2 separate regions of the Mus musculus genome follow, and region 1 is linked to region 2. A link is a loop called in an ENCODE intact Hi-C map of the cell type or tissue named here. Cell type or tissue: left cerebral cortex. All regions are shown on one strand.

Region 1 (8,000 bases), 74 kb before region 2:
CATATATATTTAAAACAAAATGTAGATTTTAAGCAATGCATAAATTCAGTGATAAATCTATCTCCAAAAGAATATACGGACAGAATTTTAGCCTTTATTACTTTCCACGTAGAACATCATTTCATTCACTCTGACACTGAACAATAAATACATGCAAAGCTTTACCCTGTCATTTATAAAACAATTCTGACTACAAAGCACACACTACATATGATGCATGATGGTAACAGAGCTGCCTTTGAGTAATTTCTGCTCCTGCAATTAACCCAAATAAAACTCACTGGCTCACCAAGTTGGGCTTTGATGGTATTAGTGCTGTAGTGTGCCATCTGCTCCCCATCTAAAGTGAGCAGAAGCGTACACACATCTCCCAGGACTCCAGAACCGCCCCCTCTGCGTTCTAATCTAGTTGTCAAGTCTGGTACATAGCAGCATCTAAGACATTAATATACTCCTAAAAGATATAAACCTAGAGATAAAAGTGGATCAAAAACAGAAAAACTTTGAATAGCAGGCAAAGGAGTTACATGCTCAACTGGAACAAACTCAACTTGTTTCTCCTTTGACTTTTACTTCCTCATTTCTGGTGTCTCTATTCAAGTGGTACAGATTCTAATATTCTGAATTTTCTCTAAGCTTTTTTCCCCCCAAGCTTTTATGAAGTGGTCCACGATGTCAATATATATGGGCTCATACAGCACACGGTCACTTTGAAAAGTGTGTAAACTTTTAAAAATCAGAACACTACTAATAAAATACATTGGGAGAGTCATAAAGAGAAAAACTCTCAAACTCATTCCTATAGAATTTAATGGAAGAAAATTAAAACAGACTGGATTTCGTTTGGGATTTCTTATTTAAAGGTATAAGCAGATTCAATAAAACAGCATCAAATTTCTCAGACAAAAAATTCTCATACCAAGGGGTTACATGCTCAAGTGTGCTAAGTACCAATACCAAGTGTATTACTGATGCTCTGTGAAGTGCAGTGATTTTTCTATTTTAAATAACATCTACATTTAAGAAATACCTTCAAGTATAATGCTAAAGTTGGCCAACAAGAGGCTACAAATATAAAAACATACGACTACTTACTAAGTTATTGTCATCCTGGAAAGCATAGTGCAGAGTGGTTATCCACTTACTGTCTCCATTTACCAACACATCCCTCTCTTCACGAAAGCACGCTGTCTGCAAGGGAAAGACAATATTGTAAAGAATACTTTACACAAACCTAGACTAAACACTATTGTAAACAATTGCTCAAAATATGTATCACAGCCTTAAAAGTGTAATATTTTTTAGAATTGCTATAGTCCAAAACAGAAAAATTCACAAAATTATTTAACTTAACCACAGACCAACCTGTTAGTCAGATGATATAAATGTCCAATTTTGCCATATCTACTTCGCCATTGTTAAAGACATAAAAAGGATGGCCACAGTAAGTGCGTCTGAGCTTTGAATTGTGCGCTCCAGTACTCAGGACTCAACTCAGAGCTGTTCATGGGTACAATCCTCGTACCCAGGAGCCGTTCTCAGCTCTCACAGTTGGTAATGGTTGCCCATTAGGAAAGTTAAGTTCCCATGACACAAGAAACCAAATAACACACAGTTATCCCTAGCATGCTCATGTACACACACAAGACTAATTTGGGTAAGCAGAATTGTCAAAGCCAGGAATTAAGTGGCAACATCAGAGAAAGCACTAAAAAAGTAAATCTAAACCATCTGACGTGGTGAGTTAAACTGTCAATCAAGTTACTAAGTCTATGACATTATTCTTAGTTCACTTTAGAAGAAAATAGAATCATGTTACCTACTTTCTACTAAGTCCTGCTATAAAGCTCAGCTGAAATCAGTGTATGGTTCTTAATATTTTAGAAAGCTGACAAAACCCAAGAAACCCCTCTCCTGGCTTTATCTTAGATGACAGTGACCTGAGATTTTAACAACAATCCAGCTGGAATCTAGTAAGCAATCACGCTTCACTTGATTGACAATTCCAAACTAAACAAAACTCTGAAGACATTAGCCAAAACAACAAAGTAAACTGTAAATTCTAATTTATCCTAAATTACTCAGTAAAAAAGAAAGTTTTAAAAGATAATTTATAATAAATTATGACATAAGATTTCAAACATACAGAAGTAGAGAGAGTGACATAATTCCTTCTCCCAACATCCTGTCACTCAATTTCAACAACTATTTTATTATCTAATCTTCTTGGTTATGCTTCACACACTCCCCGCCATCCTCAGTTTCACTGATGCACAAACATATACACACATACTCTATAGAGATAGTCTCAGGCATTATGTAAATTTTAAACTATTAAGCTGTTCTTTTTGAAACATGGGTATTAGGTAGCTATAAGGCACGTTCCAGATATTTATTTGATGTACATGTAAATTGTCCTCAGCTGTTTATGTCAGCTGGGAAAGATACTACTGGTATCTAGTAGAAGAAGGCAGGATAATCCCCCCATACAATACATAGAACAGCTTCCACAAGAAATAACCAAGTATCAACAGTGGCCCTGCTAAGAAAATCTGTTCTTGATCAGTATTAAACCATGATAAATGGACACTCTGGTGGTGTGAAGGTGCTACGAAAGGATGGACCATCTAGTGATTGCCATATGCAGGGATCCATCCCATAATCAGCTTCCAAATGCTGACACCATTGCATACACTAGCAAGATTTCGCTGAAAGGACCCAGATACAGCTCTCTCTTGTGAGACTATGCCGGGGCCTAGCAAACACAGAAGTGGATGATCACAGTCAGCTATTAGATGGGTCACACGGCCCCTAATGGAGGAGCTAGAGAAATTACCCAAGGAGCTATAGGGAACTGCAACCCTATAGGTGGAACAACATTATGAACTAACCAGTACCCGGGAGCTCTTGTCTTTAGCTGCATATGTATCAAAAGATGGCCTAGTCGGCCATCACTGGAAAGAGAGGCCCATTGGACTTGCAAACTTTATATGCCCCAGTACAGGGGAACGCCAGGGTCAAAAAGGGGGAGTGGGTGGGTAGGGGATTGGGGGGGTGGGTATGGGGAACCTTTGGGATAGCATTGAAAATGTAAACGAGGAAAATACCTAATTTAAAAAAAAAGAAATTCAATCATATTTTCTGAATGAAAAAATTTGTATCTAAAGAAAATGGGTTTTTTGATTTTCTGGGTTTGGGAGGCAGTGGGGGTTGCTGTTTGTTGTTATTGTTATCTTTACATTATCTCCATGATTTGGGTCTCTAAAAACACAATGAACAAAAAAGGTGGTGACCTACAATCACAGTGCTTAAAAAGTGAAAGCAAGATGAAGAGCTTAAGGCCATCCTTGGCTAGCCAGAAAGCATGGTACGTCTCAGCAATATAACAAAAGGATTACTAGCTCTGCAAAGCTAGCTTAAACTTAGTTTCTCACTTTCCCAACTAACCTGGCCTCATAGATTCTCAGAGAACCACATGGGAGTCTGCATGGGCCTGACCTAGGCCCTCTGCACACATGTTACAGTTGTGTAGCCTGGTCTTCTTGTGGGACTCCAAACAGTGGCAGCAGGGGCTGTCTCTGACTCTTTTGCCTGCCTTTTGGACCCTTGTCCAGCCTTAATAGGAGGGGAGGTGTCTAATCTAACTATAATTTGATATGGCATGTTTGGTTGCTATCCATGCTCTTTTCTGAAGAAAAACCAGGAGTGGATTTTGGGGGGTGAGGAGGGGCTGGGAGGAGAGAAAGAAATGGAAACTGTGATCAGGATGTTAATATATGAAAGAAGAATTAAAAGTTAAAACAAGGGCTGGAGAGATGGCTCAGCGGTTAAGAGCACTGACTGCTCTTCCAAAGGTCCTGATTCAAATCCCAGCAACCACATGGTGGCTCACAACCATCTGTAAGGAGATTGGATGCCCTCTTCTGGTGTGACTGAAGACAGCTACAGTATACTTACATATAATAAATAAATTTTTTTGAAAAAACTTAAAACAAAAAGAAATCCTACGTTGAAACAGAAGTTAAATGAGGTCCATTCATAAATGATAATTCTGCAAAGTTGTCATAGGACTCTCAAGAACTTCCATAAAATACATTCATCAAATTTCCAATCATATACAGCCTATCAAAACTGCATGCATAGTGCCCTCAAGATAGCTCAGCCAGTAAAAAGTACTTGCCATTCAAGTCTGATGACCTGAGTCTAGTCCCTAGATTTCATGAAGGAAAGATAAAATAACCTCCTGAAAGTTATCCTCTGACTTTCATACACAGAACCATGGCAGGTACATGGCTATCCTGATACAAACATATTATGCGCATGCACACTCACATCATCATCATCATCATCATAAATTATAATAATGATAATAAGAGACAAAATCATTACTCAAAAATATAAAGTATACTAATGATTACACCTAGTCTAGCTTCTCATTTCTTGAAAATAAAGGCTTTTCTCATTCACAAAATACTGTTACAGAGAAATCTTTTCATATAATAAGAGAATATTTAACATCTAACTTTTTCACTGTGAAAACTAAATGGAATTTCAAATTTTAAAAAAATCTTAAAATTTCCATTTTTTATAGCACAGCATCATCATTGTTTTTTTGTTTGTTTGTGACAAATTCTCCTTGTGGCCCAGGCAAACCTTGAATTTGCTATAAAACTTAGGACAAACTGAAATTCTTAATCTTTCTTCCTCTACCTCCTAAATGGGTCCTAGATGGACCCAGTAACTTTTGAATTAACTTTCAAGTGTATAGTTTAACATATATTTGATAGCCACATACATCAAACAAAGAACCCAAAAACATGAGATACATTAATTTTTAAGAAGTCAGTAACAAAGCTTTAATATAACAAAAATATCATATGATAATGCCTGGTAATTGGCAAGTGTGCTGAAAAACACATAGCTACATACTCTAAATAATTAAAACATTTATTTAAGCAATACCTTCTAACATTTAAATATATTCCCCACCCTAAGAACAGGGTTTCCACTAAAGTAACTTTAACTTGGAAGGTGTTAAAGTTGTACCATGCAAACAACCTACAAAATCCTTTCCTGGAAAAATTATCTTAAGATCATTTCTTTATTATTATTATTATTATTATTATTATTATTATTATATACTTTCTTCATTTACATTTCAAATGCTATCCCTTTCCCAGTTTCCTCTCCGACAGTCCCCTGTACCTCCCCGCCCCCCACCCTGTTCCCCAACCCACCTACTTCTGCTTCCTGGCCCTGACATTCCCCTCCACTGGGGCATATGATCTTCACAAGACCAAGGGCCTCTCCTCCCATTGATGGCCAATTAGGCCATGCTCTGCTACATATGCAGCTAGGGACACAAGCTCTGGGGGTACTGGTTAGTTCATAATGTTGTTGCACCTATAGGGTTGCAGACCCCTTCAGCTCCTTGGGTGCTTTCTCTAGCTCCTCCATTGGGGGCCCTGTGTTCCTTCCAATAGATGACTGTGAGCATCCACTTCTGTATTTGCCAGGCACTGGCATAGCCTCGTACGAGACAGCTGTATCAGGGTCCTCTCAGTAAAATCTTGTTGGCATATGCAATAATAGTGTCTGGCTTTGTAAGGAATGGATCTGGAGGATATCATATTGAGTAAGGTAACCCAATCACAAAAGAACACACATGTTATGCACTCACTGATAAGCACAGAAACTTAGACTACCTAAGATACAGTTTGCAGAACACATGGAACTCAAGATGGAAGTGCAAAGTGTGGAGACTTCCTTCCTCCTTAGAATGGGAAACAAATACCCATGGAGGCAGTTACAGAGACAAAGTTCCGGGCTGAGACAGAAGGAAGGACCATCCAGAGACTGCCCCACCCTGGGATCCATCCCATAAACAACCACTAAGATCATTTCAACCTCCCTCTACAGACTGGAGATCTCAGGGCAGCCACCGCAAGATCTGTGATTAAGAGCGCTTCATACTTCCTCTACCTTTATATCTTTTTACATGTTGATTGCCTGTGTGAGGAAGTGTGCACACATGTGTGCATGCACATGTATGCTAAGATGCCACAGTGCACACCTGTGGAGGACAGAGGACAACTTTCTGTTGTCTGCTCTCTTTCCACTGTAGGTTCTTCAGATCAAACTTATCTCACAGCCTCCTTACACTGACTGCATTCTGGTGACATGGGTTGGGCTGATACTCTTTCTTCTTTCATTTTGAAATTTCTTTTTCACAAACACACAAAGTTAATTTTGATAAAAATCTTAAATGCACTAATAATTTGAGTCCACCTTGCTACATATTCAGACTATACATAAGCTCACAAAAGTACTCAAAAATTCATGTACAAAGATTTTTACTACCAACATATTAACTTATCTATATGAAAAACAACCTAAGTGCCATCAATTGTTGCAAAACAGAAAAGACTTACCTCAGCTCTTTTCAGCATTTCCCACTTGTTCAGAATTTTCATGGCGAATACTTTATCTGCATTTTTTAGTTTAACTACAGCAACCTAGAAAAGATAATGGAAATACAACTTTTAAAATATGGCAAAAAGCTTACGTTTTCCATTTTCCATTTTCCTCTCTGTAAGAAAAAAATAAATACCAATTATCAATTATTTTAATGCTGCTCAATTCTAAGATCCTAAATTAAATAATGTCAAATTTAAAAGTTACATTAGTGAATTATGCCAAGCAAATGATTTTATTTGTCAACAGTGTCTACTGTTTATTATACATTATATCTTCCTTCCCAAGTTTTCTACACAGGAATTTAAACTCAGCATCTATTACTGAGAAACTAACCAAGATACACAATATGCAAGCAGCTGGTCTTATGAGATAGTGATGCCAGATCCACAGGGGTCACAGAGAATGCAGCTACCAGAGGTTCTGGGGGATCAAGCAATACAAAATGAACTGAAAACGAGAAAGCTCTTTAGTCCAGCTCTTGCCGACTACACATATATTCCAGTTCGTTCATAACTCCCTCCTCCAATTCCCAAAGAGCAACTAAGACCAACAGTTCTATAAACTGCGGACTGAACGTGTCCTTTCCAACAATAAAAAGGTAGCACAGCCTAGTTTTATCCGGTTACAGACAAAGAAACTGCCAAGTAAAAATAAGACCATTTTCACTGTTAACAAACTGATTACACGTCTGTTTCCAACACTGTTTCCGTTTAACTAGATAATCTCCTAAGGCCCTTCCAGCTTGTCAGGTTTGTTATAGGGCTGAAACTAAACTACAGAAAGGAAAGCAAATATTCATGGACAGCATTTCCAGTAACTGAGAGGCACCACTGGAGAAAGCAAATACTATCTGCCATAGTTTAGATACTGGGTGCCCCTTAAATGTCCATACAGTGGTAAAGGTTTAGAACCCAATATAGCGCTTTATTATATATAGCTTAATAATAGTTAGGTACCTTTAAGTTGTTAGGGTTATGGACTAGAAACTGACTTAATTATTTCCTCCCTCTCTTTCTTCCTATCAGGCTCCACTCAAGAGATGGACAGTTTTATTTTGCCATACTCTCCCAGAACAATATGCTGCCTCACCATAGGCCCAAAAGCAGACAGCTAATTGATTACACACTGAACTCTCCAAAACCATAAGTATAAATATATCTTTTATCCACCAAGAATCAATTGTTGTCTCCAAGGCTTACTGCTGAACAAGCTCACTCTTTCTAGTTCTTTCTGAACTCTGGCTGGCTGTTTGAGCTCAGTTGTTCAGGCTCAAACTCCTCTCCAAAATGACTGATTCAATCTGGCTTCTCACTAAATGCTTTGCCTCTGGCTGCATGAACCAACTCTTTCTCTGGTTCGTCACTTTTTCTGCCCTTCAGTTAGGCTTCACTTTCAACTATGGCTGCTTAGAAGGAAGCAAACTAACTTTGAGATTAAAAGGTGTGTCTGAATCCCAGCCAGATCGCATGGTGATCCAGGGTGTGTCTGCATCCCAGCCAGATCGCATGGTGATCCAGGGTGTG
Region 2 (8,000 bases):
ATTCATTGAAAATTTAAGGTGCAGTCAATTCATAATCTGAAAACCTAATCTAGATAGTCTTATACATTTTTTGCAATGGGAACATTATAGAACATTTCCCAAAATGTAGTGATAGACTAATAAATGAAGGAGGAATGACTCACTGCAATACTTAAATGAAAAGACACCATCATTCTTAATCTAAGATCCACAAAGAAAGACAGTAAACGAAACCACTTAGGATGCATCTCTGCAACACTTCCACTCCGAATTCTTATGAAGGGAAGAGCATGCCAGAGGCTTAAGAGCCTAAAGTACACAAAATAATTCCTTAAAAGTTCTAGTCTCTCTTCCCCAGGAAGAGCACACCGACTGGTTATCCAAACCCAAATGTTCAGCCCTGAAAACATAAATACAAGTAACATCATGCAGACTAAGCATGTATTTATGATTTTAGGAGTATATATGTATGTGTGTGTGTCTATGTATGTGTCTGTGTCTCTCCGTGTCTGTGTGTGTCTGTGTGTGTGTGTGTGTGTGTGTGTGTGTGTGTGTGTGTGTGAAAAACAAAGAAAACAGAAGCCATGAATTTGAAAGAGAGCTATAGAAGAGTTTGGATGGAAGAAAAGGAAGGGGAAATGATATAACTATTATAATCTAAAGAAGAAGAAGAAGGAGAAGGAGAAGAAGGAGAAGGGAAAGAGAAGGAAGAGGAGGGGGAGTTTTTTAACTTTTAAACTTCTCTCTTGGAGTTGAAGAGATGGTTTGGTAGCTTAGAGGGCAAATGGTTCTTCCAGAGGACCTGAGTTTGATTCCCAGCCCCCATGTCAGGCACCTTACAGCCGCCAGCATCCAGCTCCAAGGGGATCAGATGTCTGGGGCCTCCTCAGGAGTTTGCACTTACAACACATACCAGACCTTCACACATAGATAATTTAAAATAATAAAAATAAGCCTTTTAAAAGCACCAGTAATGGTTTATGAGACTGTAGAGTCTCATCATACCATATATCAGACAACTAAAAAGGTAAGACATGAAATTATTAATAAGAATAAAGATGATTTTGGACTGGGGATTGAACTGAATTCCCAGCACTATATAATCTGCACATGGTAATGCACAATACTGCCAGCACTGTAAAGATAGAGGGGGATGGGCCAAGGTTCAAGGCCAGTCTCAGTTACACAGAAACTTCAAGAGTGACATAAAACCCTCTCTCTGAAAAAATAAAAAAACATAGTGAATGTAGCCAAACACTTGATCTTTGTTTTACTTTTTAGTATAAGTAAATATGTATGTATGTGTTTGCAAAGTGTCTTCATAAACAGAGAAAAAAAATCCAAGAAAGGATGCTAAATGGAAGATACAGAGATTATTTTAATAAGATGGCAAAATACCCCATAGCATAAAACTACCACACATCAGGAAGCCATGAAAATGCATTTTCACTTATATAATACACTATTTTAAATTATATTTGCCACTGCTATGTACAAAGAGTTCTCCTACCGTTTTGCAAATGAAAAGGATATTAAATGACAATCATAATCACAGACTACAGTATCACTATGAAGCTGTAACTGAAGGACTCAAATTCCAACTCTAAAAGTACTGAAACCTTTTAAGTCTTCAAAAAAAGAAACACCACAGAATTCCTAAGTTTATGAAACACAGGGTGTAAGATTCCATATGCTTCATAAAATATTGTATCCTGCACATAAAAAGGCAGGTAAATGCAAAGTCAGTGCCAACATAAAAATTACCTACTCTCAAGCGAGAAGTTGCCTGACAACTGATTTAAGATTCCTTACATTCCCAGCACGCTGATGGCAAACTGCTTTGTGAAATCATCCCATGCACATTTGTACATTTTCTTTTAAACCCTGAAACATCGTGCTACTAGCAATCACTCATCTAATACTGGAAAACTGGAGAATTCAAATTGCTTCATGTTAGCATTCTTAAAGTGGGAGTTGACTTGAGAAACAAATTTTGAATGAATTTGAAAACAGAAACAACAACGGCCACTTAAATTTTTTACTTCAGAAAAATTAAGGTTTACTTGGGAATAAAGATCGTCGATATAAAAATCATTTAGCTAGCTAAAAGTATTTCAACAGCTCAAAATTCTAAATGGCCTAAATCCTTCCAGAGCTATGGTACCACTCTCTACCAGCCTGGGCAGTGATGGCCACTGCTGGATGTCAGACTTCCCTCACACGAGTGAGTGACATCAGAGGCTCCTGGAGTTCAGACAAGCCTTGAAGGTCACATGCAGAGTTTGCCCGCATCACTGATCTAGTCCACTACTATAGGTCACCTGGGTCACATCTAGCCAGTATAGACACAAATTCAATTTAGAATAAAATCTAAGGCAGGTGGAGCTGCCTCCAAACATCCTCCAACTACATCTTTTTACACACACACATACACATAATTTCTATTATTTCTCAGGAACCTAGTGATTTTTGGAAAGTCCATGTTTAGTACTTTCCTTTGCCAGTGCTATCCAGAGATGAGACTAAACCCCCTGATCACCACCTCCACATTCCTGTTGTCCTAAAATTAACACAGGGACTTCAGCATCTCCTCAAATCTCCTGTGATTTTCAAAGACTGGGAAGGAATGTTCCAACCAACAAATACCCTCCCACTGAACGGTTGTGACAACTGTGCTCAATAATCCAATTCTGCCAATCCCAGCCTTCCTTCTGAAGCTCCTGCTGCTGCCCGCCCCCCCCCCCCCCCAGACGCAGTGAGTTCACAAACAGCAAGGCCAAACAACCAGGCAACAACTAAGTGGCACCGCTTTGCCCTGGCAAACAGTTAAGAAAAACTAGGAGAGAGAAGTCTTGACTAATAGGCGTTTGTTCTGTTGTTAAGGCTATACACATCATTTTCACTATAGTTAATAATGCTCACGCCCAGCAACGCATTAGAAGAAAACTTACCCCATTCTAGATATTCAAGAATGTTCTTCTCTCTTCTCAATGGAGAATTATTGCATTCATCGTAAAGACAGATGAGGATGTCCAGTAGCGTCTCCACACTGAAGCACTGCCCATTGGTCTGAGCTGGCCCATCTAAAATAAACTGCTCCAACTGCCTCAAACGCACTTCTCCGGACATGTTTGCTTCGATTTCTGCTGGTTTTCTTTTAAATGCCCTTACGATGTCTACTGTTACTATCTGAACCTAAAAGTTTAAAGATGTGGTTTTTAAAAATAAACCACTTGTTATTTCAACAACTGTCATGCAATGCCGGTGCTGAATTAAACATCCAATACACCAGTCACCTCACTTAACGGAAGCGTCTCCAATTTCACCCATAAACATATATATCTTGAGGGTGAGTTTCCATAAAATATAGATTTAATATTTTAAGAGAATAATACAATTAAATTGTACATTTAAATAAAATAATAATTAAAAGTACAACGAACTAAAGAGTCAACACTCCTTAAAAAAAAAAAAAAAAACTCCTTCATTCAAAATTCAATTCGTGCAACATAATCCTGAAACGAATCCAGTTGCATCATTAATGAATAAAGTCCCCTTGGCATCAGCAATTCACTTCCCGGGAAGAAGAAAAATTGAAAAAGGAGGAGGGGGCAACGTATGGAGGGGGAGGGAAAGCCAAAAATTCTGCAAATGCTCCCAACCTCCACTCGGATAGCGCCTGGGCGAGTCCTCCGCGGCAAAGGGAGGGCAGCTGCCGGAGCAGTTCTCCCGGCTCGGCTCGGAGCACGCCGAGCCTCCGCTCCGAGCTCTTTCTTCCTAGGGCTTTGCAGCGAGTCTTGCTTCCAGCGGACTGCGGCGAGGACGCGTCATCTTCCTCCCGGCTTCTCCCGGGGCCTGGCCGGCGGCGCAGCCGGGATGAGGCGGGCTGCGGGCGGCTCTCGCGCCGGGCTCCGGGGGCGGCGGCTACTTGGCCGCGCGAGCCCGCTCCATGCCGGAGGCCGCTGGCGGGCCGCGCCGTGCCGCCGGGCGCAGCGCCCGGGCTCCCGCTCGCGCCCTGCGGCCGCCGCCGCCGCCGCCCCTCGGCGAGGGGCTGCGCTGACGAATTCAGAGGACGCGGGCGGCAGCCGCGGTTCGGGCGGCGACTCGAGTCCCTTCTTCCCAGCCTTGGGCTGAGGGCATCTTTCCCGACGGACGCAGGCGGCTGAGGCGCGGGAGGAGGGGGCGCTGCCGCCGCTGAGGAGACCTGAGGCTGCCGCAGCCCGGCTCCCAACCACTCCCTTCCTCCTCTGCCCGCCTCCCCCGCCCGCCCTCCCGCCCGCGCCGCTCGCGCCCGCGCCGCCCGCGCCCGCGCCCTAGGCTCCCCGAGGCCGCTCCCGGCGCCGCGGCGCGCAGGCGGAGGCTCGCGGACCGTCCGGATCCAAAATGGCGGCGCGCCCCGCCCCCCGACCCCGCTGGAAGCGGCGCGCTGCGGCCCAGCCGAGCCCGAGCCCCGGGGGAGGGGGATCGCCTCGGCCCGCGGCGCTGCGGCTGCCGCAGCCAGGGAAGCGGGGTCCCCCGGGGCGACTCGGGTGTGGAACGGGTTGGCTCGGTGAGGCACGGGCTGGGAACTGCGCCACGGTGCCTCGCCGCCGCCCGGGGTCCCCGCGGTGACCACCCCCCAGCCGGCCTTCTTCCTCCACTTCTGCGGAGATGCCGTCGGTCCCGCAAGGGTACCCTCGGCTTCCAACCGCTCTAAGACAAGACAGCCGCTCCAGACGCTGTTTACCTGCCCACCCTGCCCCCATTCGGCTTTCCCACGCCCCAGACTCCTAATTTCCGGTGTTCCTAATCCACAGCGTTTGTGTCACTCCCCCAGGATGGAAAAATAATAAGAGACTGGTCTGCTTCACCATCCCTGTCGTGCATGCGGGATCTCAAAGGAGAGGGATTCCCGTTTCTGTTTCCCAAAGTTTCCCCCAATGTGAAGCCTGGCATGTTTTCCTCCAGAAATATCCTAGATCATGCCTGTTATTCTTCACCCAAGGTGACAAGCTCCCCTGGGGATTCAGCTCCCGCAATCAACATAGTTCGTCACTGTCACCAAACCTACAACTCTCTGTCAGCACACTTTTCAGGTATGGGGACAGCCACTCTGCGGCCCGGTAGCAATGCAGCAAAAAGCAAGTCACTGAAGAGCCAAGGCACCTGCTGCTGGTGGGGCCCTTTCAGGGTTTTGTGGTCTTAGATTTTGAGAGAGTTCCCTCCATAATGCTCATGGAAGGTTCTACTTTTGATACAGCTAAACCGGAATATTGCGTTTCTGTTATCGCCCCCACCCCCAAGTGAGCGCCTCCTCCAAAACGTGGTTATTTTATATGCCTTCCCTACACCCGTTTTCCGTGGCAACGCATGCAATGAATCATTCTTACATCTCAGTAATGCAAAAACAGGGAGAACCAGAAACGAAGGCCTAGATAAGTCAGAAAATGACGGCTCAGGTTAAAGTTGCTGTGATTCGCAGAATATAGTGAATCTTTTCTGAAATGTATACTTTCCGAGTCTCTTCTTGCTGGCATAAGTAAGGTCTGCATTATTTTCAATGTGTTCTTGACATGTGAGTGATACTTGATAGGTTCAGACAAAAGGTTAATCATTTCCAGCCATGAAATCTTTGAGTGTGCCTGTTCCTTAATTGTACTAGTAACAAAATTATAGACGTGAAATGTGATCCTAAACTAAATAATATCATTTGACATTAGTTACTGTTGTTATTTCATTGCCATTGGTGTCTTTTTTCCCTACCATTTTAACAAAGACGTTGCATGGGAAGGGATAGTTTTATATCGTCTGTAATCATCTATGTAGGTCAAGAAATGTTCTTCAGCCTCACCAAGTTTTTAAAATGAAGTCAACACATTTTTTAACAAGTTCATTTACTCAGGAGAGTAAGTCATAAAAATGTTTTTAAAAGTTTTTTAAAAGAGCACACAGAGACCAGATGGTTCAGCAAGAAAAACCCCTGCTGCCAAGCCAGACAGCCCGAGTTCCATCCCTAGGCCCAACATGATAGAAGTAGAGAAATCAATTCTCATGCCTTGCCCTCTGATCGCCACAATCACGCAGGGATATGTGCATGCACGTATAAAAGAGGTAAAATGAATTTTTTTAAACAATTAGAAATCAGTTGTCGAGGAAGGTGAACCCTGTCGGTTCTCTTTAAATGTCTAACTAGTAATAGAAATATACGAATTGATTGCAGGTGCTATTTTTTTCCCAGGGCTTGGAAAAGAATTCAGGGTGGCAAACAGGCTGTGCCCACTGAACCGCACCCCAGTCTTAAACACAATTTTTAACAAAAGACTCAAGCTGCCTGTCCTTCTACCTATTCTAATTAGCCCTTGGGTACCACCCACAGACCAGGGTATTGAAACTTATTAAATAACCCTTTCCAAATTATTTAGAGAGGAGAGGAGAGAATTTATTTTGTTTTTTTTTTAAAGCACAAAGAGAAGGAAGAAGGTTGAACCCAATCAATTTTGCTTGAATAATTCAAGCTTAGAGACTTAATAATTAACTGAACACTAAACACATTGTGCGGGTGTTATTTTAAATGTTCTAGTTGAAGTGTGAACGTGCTTGTTAATGAAACTGAGCTTAAGCCAAAGAAAGGGGCAGGCCCAGTGGTGGTACATCCCCTGAAGTGCTACCTCAAAACCCAGGCTGTCTGGCACAGGGTGCTCTTAAGGCAAAGAGCCTGGGGAAGGTCTTTGTGAGACTCGGTCTAAGAATCAGAGGTTTAATGTATTGCACAGCAAACACCCAGTGTGGTTGAAATAATCAGAGTTTTGTGAAGATGTTGACAATGAACCCCTATCTTTCAGGAAAAATAAAAATAAAGAAGGAAGACGAGAAGGTATAATGGTAGGTTGAGAAAGGACATGTGTGGTTAAACAGCCCACAGTGTGTAAGCTTTCCAATCCACTCTCCAACTCAGGGCTAAGAATAGAAGAAGCCGTGTACCAATTAATATTTATAACAACCAGCCCTATGCTTAACTTGGTACCTCTTACTCAAGAATAAGCATAGTTACAACAATGGCAAACAGGACCTGAGGAGATAGCTCTGTAGAGAAGGTTCTTGCCATGCAAGCGGGAGGACCTGTATTCATTTCCTCTAGAAAGCACATAAGAAGTTAAGCACAAACATGAGCACTTGGAACCTCTGCACAAGGGACACAAAGTCAGACAGACCCCTGGAGCTCACTAGTTTGCCAGATTAGCCTACTGGGCAAGTCCCATATCAATGCATTCACAACCTCACACAAATGTACACCTACAAACATTATTAATTAATTAATAACAGAGTAAAAAACATAGTAGGACTTACTGTGATTCATACAGAGTTCAGGACTTACTATGATTCGTACAGAGTTCATGCATAGCAGGACTTACTCTAAAGTCAGACCTCCTTATTTGAAGGTTTTATGTCTGCAGTGTCAGCCAACCACAGATGGAAAATAGACTTACACTATATGCACTTTTTTTGAATCAACATTCCATAAGCAACTCAGTATAATAAGTAATTGCACTGCATTTATATTATACTAGGTATTTAAAATAATCTTGAAACATTGGAAAATATATAAAAGGACATGTGAAACTTATTTACAAATACTATGTGGGGGACTTGAACAACCTTGAATCGTGCTGAGGTTGGGAGCTGGGGTGAAGAGAGGTCCTAGAACCAATCTCCAGCAAATACCAACAAGTAACCATAGTGCCCAACCCTCTGCACCTCTTCAGACCCACAAGCCTAGGTCTAGACCTGTACCCATGAACCTTCTCTGTGCTTGAGCCATCTACTCTGGATAAGTGTGGCCAGCACCCGTCCTCTAAGAAACAAGTCTTTATAGCAAAGGGAGACCATTACAAAAAACCACAACTGAACACAATGCTAAGATTACTGGATTGTGGAGAGCCCAGCCTACAGATACATCAGAGCCCCCTTATGGCTCAGGGAACACGGAGGAGGAGGAAGAAGATGGAAAGATTGTAAGAGCCAAAACACCAGTAAGTCTCCCA

The links. Peaks named below come from ENCODE experiments on the same cell type or tissue, not always from the same donor. Only the 100,000 strongest peaks of a DNase experiment are listed, where the experiment ranks them.
Region 1: a loop joins it to region 2, with 2.3 times the contacts of the local background. A loop is called at or near these places in 7 of 42 quality-filtered maps.

What each region holds. Positions count from the first base shown.
Region 1 is chr1:180,030,020-180,038,019 of GRCm38, reverse strand. Cdc42bpa (CDC42 binding protein kinase alpha) reads right to left here. Exons shown (of 37, transcript NM_001359541.1): 3 at 6,432-6,515; 4 at 1,096-1,191. Among named protein-coding and RNA genes, the nearest start is that of Cdc42bpa, 73 kb to the right of the region's middle. In left cerebral cortex, a CTCF peak has its summit at 3,925 (motif pointing left); a DNase peak (open chromatin) is centred at 361.
Region 2 is chr1:179,956,218-179,964,217 of GRCm38, reverse strand. It overlaps Cdc42bpa (CDC42 binding protein kinase alpha), which reads right to left and starts at 3,458. Exons shown (of 37, transcript NM_001359541.1): 1 at 2,931-3,458. The coding sequence starts at 3,108. In left cerebral cortex, no CTCF peak of the experiment used is centred here; DNase peaks (open chromatin) are centred at 4,186, 4,329, 4,835, 5,258 and 5 more places; H3K4me3 peaks cover 4,639 bases; H3K27ac peaks cover 3,934 bases.